Regions from separate parts of the Homo sapiens genome. Here region 2 is linked to region 1. A link is a loop called in an ENCODE intact Hi-C map of the cell type or tissue named here. Cell type or tissue: OCI-LY7. All regions are shown on one strand.

Evidence for each region. A loop is a pair of places that touch in the nucleus more often than their neighbours do. Peaks named below come from ENCODE experiments on the same cell type or tissue, not always from the same donor. Only the 100,000 strongest peaks of a DNase experiment are listed, where the experiment ranks them.
Region 2: a loop joins it to region 1, with 6 times the contacts of the local background. A loop is called at or near these places in 1 of 110 quality-filtered maps.

What each region holds. Positions count from the first base shown.
Region 1 is chr6:14,661,484-14,666,483 of GRCh38, forward strand. The region is part of intron 1 of LOC101928354 (a long non-coding RNA gene); the gene reads right to left. It overlaps LOC102724463 (a long non-coding RNA gene), which reads left to right. Exons shown (of 3, transcript XR_926514.4): 1 at 1-367; 2 at 726-838; 3 at 3,563-3,780. Among named protein-coding and RNA genes, the nearest start is that of LINC01108, 380 kb to the left of the region's middle. RefSeq lists an enhancer at 1. In OCI-LY7, a CTCF peak has its summit at 2,865; DNase peaks (open chromatin) are centred at 2,868 and 3,298; H3K4me3 peaks cover 2,061 bases; H3K27ac peaks cover 1,932 bases.
Region 2 is chr6:14,380,314-14,385,313 of GRCh38, forward strand. No RefSeq gene overlaps it. Among named protein-coding and RNA genes, the nearest start is that of LINC01108, 97 kb to the left of the region's middle. RefSeq lists a silencer at 125-419 and enhancers at 745-1,286, 1,287-1,830. In OCI-LY7, a CTCF peak has its summit at 2,107 (motif pointing right); DNase peaks (open chromatin) are centred at 2,268 and 3,208; H3K4me3 peaks cover 1,175 bases; H3K27ac peaks cover 2,395 bases.

The DNA of each region.
Region 1 (5,000 bases):
AGAGCTGCGGCACCATGGAGAAGAGTAATGAGAGGGACATCCTGAAGGAAAGACAATATGAAGGACTGTCGATGCCAAAGAAAGGACTTTCAGCCATATGCACGCAATGGGGAGCAATGCAAGATTGTCAACCAAGAGACTGAGGTGACCAGATCTGCTTCACAGCAGCAGCAGCAGCAGTGTACATGGAAGATTAGAGGACCGAGAGAGATGCATGTCAGGAAAATCAGCTAACAGACTCTAAAATAACTAAGACTTGAGAAAGATCTGGATCAAAGCTTTAACAGCAGCAATAAAGAAAAAAGAAGAGACATTTCTGTAATCAGATCTAGAAAAGTTGATGACCCCCAGGATAACAGCCATGAAAGTGAGAAGTGCAGGACACAATGGTTTAAGCTTGGAATCTCAGCCACTCCGAAGTCGCTGAGGCAGGAGAATCACTTGAGCCTAGGAATTTCAGGCTGCAGTGAGCTACCTACAGTTGTGCCACTGTACTCCAGCCTGGGTGACAGAATGAGACCCTGTCTCTTAAGAAAGAAAAGAAAGAAAGAAAGAAAAGAGAATAAGAGTGTCTAGGGTTTCTAACTTGGCCATTTTATCGTTAAGGGAGATAAGTCAAGAATAGGAAAAGAATGTGCATACTGGGGAAGACCATGTACACTAAAAAGCAGAGCTTGTCATCTGTGCTGACTCCTTTTTTCTTCTTGTCTTCTCTACTTCTCAAGGTGCTGCTACCACAAACATGAGGAAACTTCTGTTAGGAGTTCAACCTTCAGAGAGGACAGCTGGCAGTGCAAGATGGTGACAGCCCTGCAATCAGGAGAAGAAAGTCATGAGAGTAAGGAATGATGGAGAGGGATGAGAGCGTTTTCTAGGATTTGAAGAGTTAAGAGACTCTGAATAATTGGCAGGGGAAGCTGGGATGGAGAACAAAGTAGGAGAAGAATCATTTGCTGTGAACTCTGTATTTGGATTCCATTTTTGATGATCTTTGAAAATGGGAATAAAGGATTTGGGTTATTTTTAAATTCCTTTGGAGGCTAGACAGTTTCCCTAAATTCAGCATTCCCTTTGAAACTAGACCGCATGAGTCTCTGGTTTGTGCAGGGTTACCCTGGGTCAGAGTTGCCTCTAGAATAAGCAATGGGTAAGTCCTTGAGCTGTTGGAAGCGCATGGAGTGCCTGACAGTCTTCTGCACATTAGGCATAGGGGACCCTTTTGGGGGAAGAGGATGAAGAATAGGAGGGGTGATGGGAGCATGTTGGGTTGTGCCAGTTTAAAGAGAACGTGAAAAAGATAAGCAAGCAAATGAGGCTGCAAAAGAGGAATCATGGGAGAATGAGGAAAATTAAGTGATCATAGCATCCCTGAGGTCAAAAGAGCAGGGGTTTCAGGGAGAGTGCCAGGGCATTAGTTAATACAAAGAAGAGACCACTGGCTTTGCACCCTGGAGGTCAATGCTATCCTCTTCCTAATCCATTACTATAGAGTGATGGGGACCAGCGTTTGTGTATTGAGGAGATAATGAGAAGTGTAAATGGAAAACAACCAGAAGATAACAAGGATAAACAACTCTTTCAAAAATATAGTCACAGGTCACTTAACAGGACTACATTCTGAGAAATGCACTATTAGACAATTTTATTGTTGTGCGAACATCAACAGAGTAGCTTACACAAACCTAGATGGTGTAGCCTACTAGGCTAGAAGGTGTAGTCTATTGATCCTAGGCTACAAACCTACACAGCATGGTACTGTACTCAATACTGTAGGCAACTATAACACAATGGTAAGGATTTGTGTACCTAAATATACCTAAACATAGAAAAGGGCTAGGTGCAGTGGCTCACACCTGTAATCCCAGCACTTTGGGAGGCTGAGGCAGGCGGATCACCTGAGGCCAGGAGTTTGAGACCAGCCTGACCAACATGGCAAAACCCGGTCTCTACTAAAAACACAAAAATTAGCTGGGCATGGTAGCACATGATTGTAAAATCTCAGTTACTCGGGAGGCTGAGGCATGAGAATTGCTTGAACCCAGGAGCTGGAGGTTGCAGTGAGCAGAGATCACGCCACTGGACTCCAGCCTGGGCAACAGAGCAAGACTCTGTCTCAAAAAATAATAATAATAAATTAAAAAAATAAACATAGAAAAGGTACAGTAAAAATATTGTATTATAATTTTATGGTACCACCATCATATATGCAGTCCATCATTAACTGCCACATCATTACATGGTACATGACTATATTTAATGGCTTAAAAACACAGAGATGTGCAAAATCATTTATGTCCAAGGGTTATTTGTCATAAAAACATAATGTACATAACAAAACTTGGGACAACCTAAAACACCAATACAAGGTATTGGCTAAATTTTAAAAGTGTTTTAGAGAAGCGTATTTAATAGAAGAGGAAAATGTTCACTGTTTAAGTGAATAAAACAAGATACAAAAGGCATATACAGTATGAGTTCAATTTTTTTCATCTATACAATACAGGCATAAAAATATTAAAATGATATATATTTGATAAACTGATAGGTAGATTTCATTTTCTTCTTTGTGTTATTCTGTATTTCTCTAATTTTCTGAGTTCATTTGGATGCTAAAGAATGTCTGTTTTTTTACTTAGGAAGAGAGTGGTTTTTCTGTTTGTATATTTTGGTATATTTTGGTTTGAGGTTTCGGTGGTTTTTTGTTTTGTTTTTGTCTTGAGTGATAGTACGTATATGAGATCATGTACAACTACCTACTGTTGCTCTCTTCCACTGGGATGTTTTTGATGTAATGGCTATGCATCTCGGCCTTGGGGGGCCTAGTGCAGCCTAGTGCAATGTCAAAGGGGCTGTCACCTGGTTCTTGCTGCCACCTGCCTGTGCAGGTGGCTGCTGAGGCAGCCTTTGGCCCACAGGTCCCCTGAGACATCCTTTGCCTCTGTCTGCCTTCCTGGCCCACTGGCTCTCCTGACCAGTCTAAGCACAGATGAGTGGAGGGCGGGGGGAATCGTCCTGGCCTGGCCTGTGCCACACTGGGGCTTGGGAGTTTCTGCAATGTCTGCTGAGGCCCCCCGCCCCCATCCTGGTCTGACTCTGCAGCCAGCTCCAGGAAGTAGAATGCAGGCTACTCTCTCCATAAGATCATGCTTTACCCACTGTCTTTCCTTCTTTCTTAACCCCAGGGAAACCTCATCTAGATTTGAGGATGAGGACGGGTGTAGGGAGCCAATCTCATCCTCTGACATTTCTCCCTAAGGGCGCAGTCCTTTGAAACACGTGTAAGTCAGCAAAAGGCACCCAGGCTATTTGCTTTCCCTCCTACCACATCCGTCCCCTGAGGCAACAAGCATTAGATGGCCTGGCTGCTTTGGGGGAGGGAGGGGCTGGCAAAAGGAGAATGATGGAGCTGGAAGGAGAGACAGAGTAGCCCTAGGTTAACCCTTCAAAACCATTATCCTGATGTGCAGATGTCGACAGAAAACAGCAAGCCTCTCAGTGCCAGCCTGCGTGCTGGAAGTGCACATGCATTATTAATTCACTGGGACATTTTTACCCTTTCCAGCCTGTTTCTCCAGGTTTCCCGCCTCCTTCCACCTTCTGTACAGGACACACCAGTTCCCTCAAGCCCAAAATGTGAGCAGCTGTCATTCTCTGCATAGCCAAGCTCGGCAGTCTGCCGAAAGGGACAAGCCAGTCCCGCAAAGGAATGATGTATGCCAAAAGATACTGCATTAGGATCTTCATTAACTGGAGGGCCAATAAATTTATGAAAATCATGAATCAGTTAATCCATTCCTTACGATGAATAGCTAATTAACATGAGGACAGGGCCTGACCCTTCTATTCATCTCTACTCACTCCTGAGCTTCCTGTTACAGACAGGCTCCAGGGCAGAAAACAGAACCCACATTGGCTAGCGTGTGTTCAGGTGGGTCCCCATGGGGCAAAGCCGAGGGGATGGACTAAACACAACCTTCTCTTAATGTTGGGACTTTCTCTGAGAGTGCATTCTTATTTCTAACTTTTCATTATGAAAATAGTCAAACACAAGTGTAGCAAGGTCTTACAAATTTATGGGGCCGGGTGCGGTGGCCTGTAATCCCAGCGCTTTGGGAGGCCAAGGCGGGCAGATCACCTGAGGTCGGGAGTTCAAGACCAGCCTGCCCAATATGGAGAAACCCTGTCTCTACTAAAAAAGAAAAAAATACAAAATTATCCGGGTGTGGTGGCGCATGCCTGTAATCCCAGCTACTCGGGAGGCTGAGGCAGGAAAATCGCTTGAACCTGGGAGGCGGAGGTTGCAGTGAGCAGAGATCGTGCCATTGCACTCCAGCCTGGGCAACAAGAGTGAAACTCCATCTCAGAAAAATATATATAGATATTATGTTTCATCATCCATTTTAAATATAAGTTGGACTTTCTCATACCAGAAGCATGTGAAACAGTTTCCAGTTCTCTGCCTCCTCCCAGTTCCTCAATGTGATGAATCCACGTATCTGCCTTACACAACTGCCTCCTGGCAGCCAACTTCCTATGGGACATATAGACACAGCCCACTTGACTCACCCTGACCCCGCACCCCAGGCGGACTATGCAGATATGACTCAACGACCACTTCTCAGTCATAACGTTAGCTGGTGGGACTCCTGCCTGCTTGCTCTAAATCCACCAATGACAACTCCTCAAGGGAAACCCATCTGGGTAATTCCCTGGATCCCAACAAAGGCTCTGGCCCACAAGTCCCTTCCCCAGTCTCCAACCCACTGGTCGAGCACATATGTCCCAGACAGCTCTCCTCTTCCCATTCGCCCTGAGGTTGCTGTCTTGTTCTCTCCAGGATCTGTAAATAATACACTGCTTCAGTTATTTCATGCATTTTCTTTTGCCTCCTCTGGGTCTTACCTGACTGACACACTCAAACCTAACTAACTTCTTTCCCATTCAGGGCTCTCCTAGAGCGTGGCTATCTTAGTAGGAATAAGCTAGACACAGGTCAGACG
Region 2 (5,000 bases), 280 kb before region 1:
AATGAGAAGTGTGGTTAGGCACCAACTTTCTTCATGTTTATCAGGGGCCGAAGAGGTGGATGGGAAAGAAAGGATCGATGCATCAGAGCACAGGATTAATGCAACGTATTAAGTGCAACCCTGTAATCTAAGTGCAGCCCTATCTGCCTCTCCAGTAACAGCAACCACACACATTTCCTAGGAGCCAGGAACAGTAACAGCACACAAAAATTCCAACCAGGATTAAACTGGAGGTGAAGTCACTGCTGCCCCATGATGCCTCACTTCTGAGCTGTCACTGCACACCTCTTTACTGACTCCAACATGCCAATTAAAAAGCCTGGCTTGCAGCGGGACAATAGGCTAGAACGTGGGTTTCATTCTTTTCCATCTGAACAAAAGCAATGTCTTTGCTCCTCGAGCTCCAGGGACTGTGAGGCAGGGGAGCCCTTTTGAATGGTCCCTGCCACCACACACTTCCCAACTATCGACACCGGCTAGATAGGTAACAAAAGGGGAGTCAAAGGTAATGAATCAGAATTTGCAGAGTTTAGCTGCTATGGGTGTGGGAGGGCCCCCAGAGAACGGCCAACGGACCCGATCCATTTGTATCACTTGTTAACCAAAATTGTCAGTGACTTTGGAACAATTATTGCCTTCCTGAAACCAAAACCTGCACAGCACAATAACTCTTGAGCCTCCCTTCTCTGCATTAATAATCATGTTCATGGTGCTTTACTTAGCAGGTTACAATGTTGGCTTACTCTCAGGCTCTCTGCAGTGAACAAATTAAAGAGGCTTGCTCTGTTCCATGAAAATACTCCAGCTCAGCCTATTCATTTTCCTAAATGCTTCTCCACTTCAAATTGGCATTCCAGCCATGTGGCATATATTTTTTAAAAGCCATCGCATGGGTCAATAATGTTAAACCCTTACCCATGACAATAATTTACTCTCATCGACTGTGTACATACACAGAGAAGAAATACACACATAGTGTGTGTGCTCATACTCTGATCCCTTTGGTGTCTCTCAGCATTGTGGACTCTCTCTTCCTATTGTGTTTCAGTCTTTTTTTTAACTGGCGGTCTCTTTCTCCTGCAAAGAGAGATTACAAATACAATCCTAGAATTGTAAATAGAACGGTGGCTGCCTTTTGTTCGGCTTCCTGTCCAAGTTGTTACAACCTTTGTCATGGTAATGAGCCATCAGAATTTCATAGCCTGAATACCCTCTCCACTCTTCCAGTTTATTGTGTGCCTAAATTTGGATGAGTTTATGGTCTCCGTCAGTGCTGCCCGTGGATAAAGACAGCTGGAAAAGTTGACCCGCTTTAAGACGACCAAAGGTTCTTCATGGAAGTAAAAGGTTTACTGGCAACACAGGAAATCCTGAGAGCACTGTCTGGAAATTTGGACGGGGTAATATTCACCTGCCAAGGTTTTCCATCAGGTCTTGAGAAAGGTCGGTGGGTTTTCTACCCTACTTAACTTTTCCCCAGTTGTGACAGAGTAGCTTTTCTCTTTCATTCAAGGGATGTGTGTTGAAAATCTGTTCTGTACTAGGCAGTGGATGCACTGAGGAGAAAAAATAGGGCAGGCCAGGAACACCGAGGCACAGCTGAATACATATTTATGCCAGTGCAAAGAAACAGAAAACTGGGTTCATCTTCATACTGAACTTCATATGACTCAGATCAAATTTCCTCAGTGAGAGCCCATTTACAATAGCCATTATGCTGATGAACATGCCACCGGCTTCCCCAGTGAATACCCAATGAATACCCATTTCTGAACTTGCTCGATAAGAACACGGCTGAAGGTAGATTCCTACAAGGTAAATTCCTATTACTGTCACTTAGGTTGTGGCTTTAGGTAACTGATATGTACGTGACATCACATTATCTACGCTACAGTACTTTAAAGCAAATGACAGATGTTGTAACAGTTTACAAGATGACCCATCTATATTTGATTACTGACAGGCATGAATAATTTACTTCAATATTTCATTAAAATTGTGCCCTGTTAATTAGATGGAGGGTTTTTTGTGACAAAGCACAAACTGCTGGGGTGGGTGGTCTGTGAGGTTGTAGAACATAAAAGGGCTTTTTATTCCCCCAGCAGATGGGGCCCCGCAAGGATAAAAGAGACTTGAGAGCCACTTAAATTGGCCTCAGGACCCTCAGTGTTGAAGCTAAGTGCTGGCTGTGGTTAAATTTATGTAAAGCGCCTAGCACAGTGCCCGGCACCCAGCAGCTGCCGAGAGCTATTAGGATTTTTTTTCCCCAAGTGTTGGGTGTGTGTGGTTAGAAACTTAGTGCCATTTCCAAGCAGGTGTGACTTTCAGTTAAGTGACTTCCTGAGTTTGTATGAGAAATCATTGGTGAAACCCAGAATAGAACTCAGAGTCTTTGCATTCGATTTCCAATCCCATCCCTCTTCTCACTGGGTTGCCTGCCCTCCTTCTGCATGGGCACCTTTGCCAAGAGAGAATGAGATTCTCAAAGCAACTAAAGTCCTCTGGTAGTTTTCAAATGGCCAGTTCTGTCCTCCTCTCAAAATATACTTTGCTCTTGTATTTCCAGTTTCAAAGTAGCAAAATGCAAAGTCCTGTCTTCCTTCCTTCCTTCCTTCCTTCCTTCCTTCCTTCCTTCCTCTTCTTCCTTTCCTTTTTCCTTCCTTCCTTCCTCCTTCCTTCCTTCCTTCCTTCCTTCCTTCCTTCCTTCCTTCCTCCTTCCTTCCTTCTCTCCCTCCTTACATCCCTCTACAAGTATCAGGCCGTGGGGAGCGGGAAAGGAAAGAAAGAAAAGGAAAAAAGACTGTCAAGTGTTTTTTATCATGCAGATGTATGTTGGGGGCATAGAAGTGGCAGGGATTGGAGACTATAGCAGAAGGAGCCCAGGCTCATCTGCTGCTAAAAATAATAAAATTCTAACTTCAGAAAATGTTGAAATATGGCTGGCGTGGCATTGTTTTTGTTGCCTTAGGAAGATACCCTCACTTGACCAGACGATTAAGAAACCTGAAAACTGCGTGTTACTGAACCAAACTTTGGGTCACCCACTCAGTGAACAGAAAAAGCCAAAAGCCAAAAACGAACACCACTGGTATTTGCAGTGAAAGAGAGGCATGTATTTCAGGGTGCCAAGCAAGGAGAACTGGGCAGCTAACACTTAGGACTCAAACTCCCAGACGGATGACAAGCAAGGGTTTTTACAATTGCAACTTCTGCTTTCCTGAAATGTACTTTGAAATGGACATTTAAAGGCATTAAATGTATAGTTGCAGTCGTAACCAAGACAAGGAAGGCATGCAGCCAATACAAGGAATTGTAAACCAAAACAAGGAAGTTACCCATTGGTTTGGCCCTTCGTAGGGGGACATCTTGAAGCAGAGGCTTACAGGTCAGAGGTGGATTCAGAGATTCTTTGATTTGCAATTGGTTAAGGAAGCAAAGCTTTGTCTAAAAACTTGGGGTTAGCAGAAAGCTATGTTTAGTTTTGGCCTGAGGGTGTGACTTTCTCCAGGCACCTCAGGAGGAAATTTAGAACAAAGAACATCAGTTAGAGTTCAGTCCTCAGTGCCCCCTTATCTGAGGTCTATGTGACGGTGGTCAACATTGTCTATCTGGTGGGGCTCCTGTTTCTGAAAAATAGCTCAAGGATACGTCAAGATAATATCTTTTAGTTTCTATAGGGAAGCAAACATCTTGTGACTCTGGCTTACTTGGTGGCTATTGTTTAAGTTACTATTATCTTCCTGCTTAGCAGGTTATTCATTTACTTCCTTAATTGCTGGTTGTAGGGTTAGCTAGGTGCCTGGAATTTCCCTTGAAGGGACTCAAAATTTTCCCTTTGTTTTTTGCTAGGTGGGGAGGTGTAGCTTGGAAGGCTCCTGAGAGGGGTTCCTGCTGTTTCATACACTTTCTCTGACCAGGCTTTCCTGAACTGGGGATAAATAGCGCATCTGCAAACACAGTGATGCCACCAGGTCAAGGTCAACACTGATATCTCAATGGCTACTAGGCCCATGTCTAACAATTCCTCATGCTTTACCCTGGCCCGTAAGCTAAAAATGTTAGGCAAAACATTGCCCATTCTCCTGCCTGTCCTCTTCCTTCTCTGGTCTGCTCCCCTCTCTGTGGAGAGGAAACTCCTGATTTGCTGAGAAGTTTCTCAAAAGCTACAGTGCAAATCACCCTAATTGTTTGCTAGATGAACAATGATCACTCTAACCTCCTAATTAACATTGTTAAAATCTGCTAACAAAGGACATTTAACAATATCTTAATTAGGAAGGATTTCCAATTTGTGATATGGAGCATGTTAGACAAACAGAGCACAATTCTCCCTTTGTTCCTGGGCTCGGTAGCCAGAGAGATTACAAGATATGACACAACATGTTCTGCGTTTGCCATTTATCATTCTATATCCTTTACACATTTGCACTACATAATTAGTATCTTGGCTAATTTTACCTGTGTTATTGTTTGCACTGTAATTTGGAGAGAATAGAGTGGGTGATACGGGTGATTTAGATTGGGGCAGGCATCTGGTTCTCCAGTTCTCCCTCCCACTGACTGCGGCTCCCAAATGCCTGCTGGAAAATACCCCAGCTAGCAGAGAAAGCAAACTTCTTGGGGTCTCCAGTTGCAGATAATGGGGTATAAAATGAATAGCCTTTTGGGTCATTCCAAATAAATATGCAGATGACTAACCCCCATTCCTTTTCCAAGCTCTTACAGCTTATTTTAAAAGCTCCTATTATCTATCACTTAATTATTAAAAAGTGTCTACTCTGTTTTCATAAATTATCTATGTGTTGGAGATATTGGCATATGAGAGAGTCGTGGGGAAAAGGGAGGTTCCAAAGCCAATTATCCCAGCGGAGAAGGTTTTAGAATATAATGGGATCCCTGAATTATTTTATACCAGACCTTTAAGGATGTGTGTGTGTTTGGTTAGGGTGAATGGGAGGAGGTGGTAGGGGACAGGAAGGGTTAGGATTTGTAATAATCCC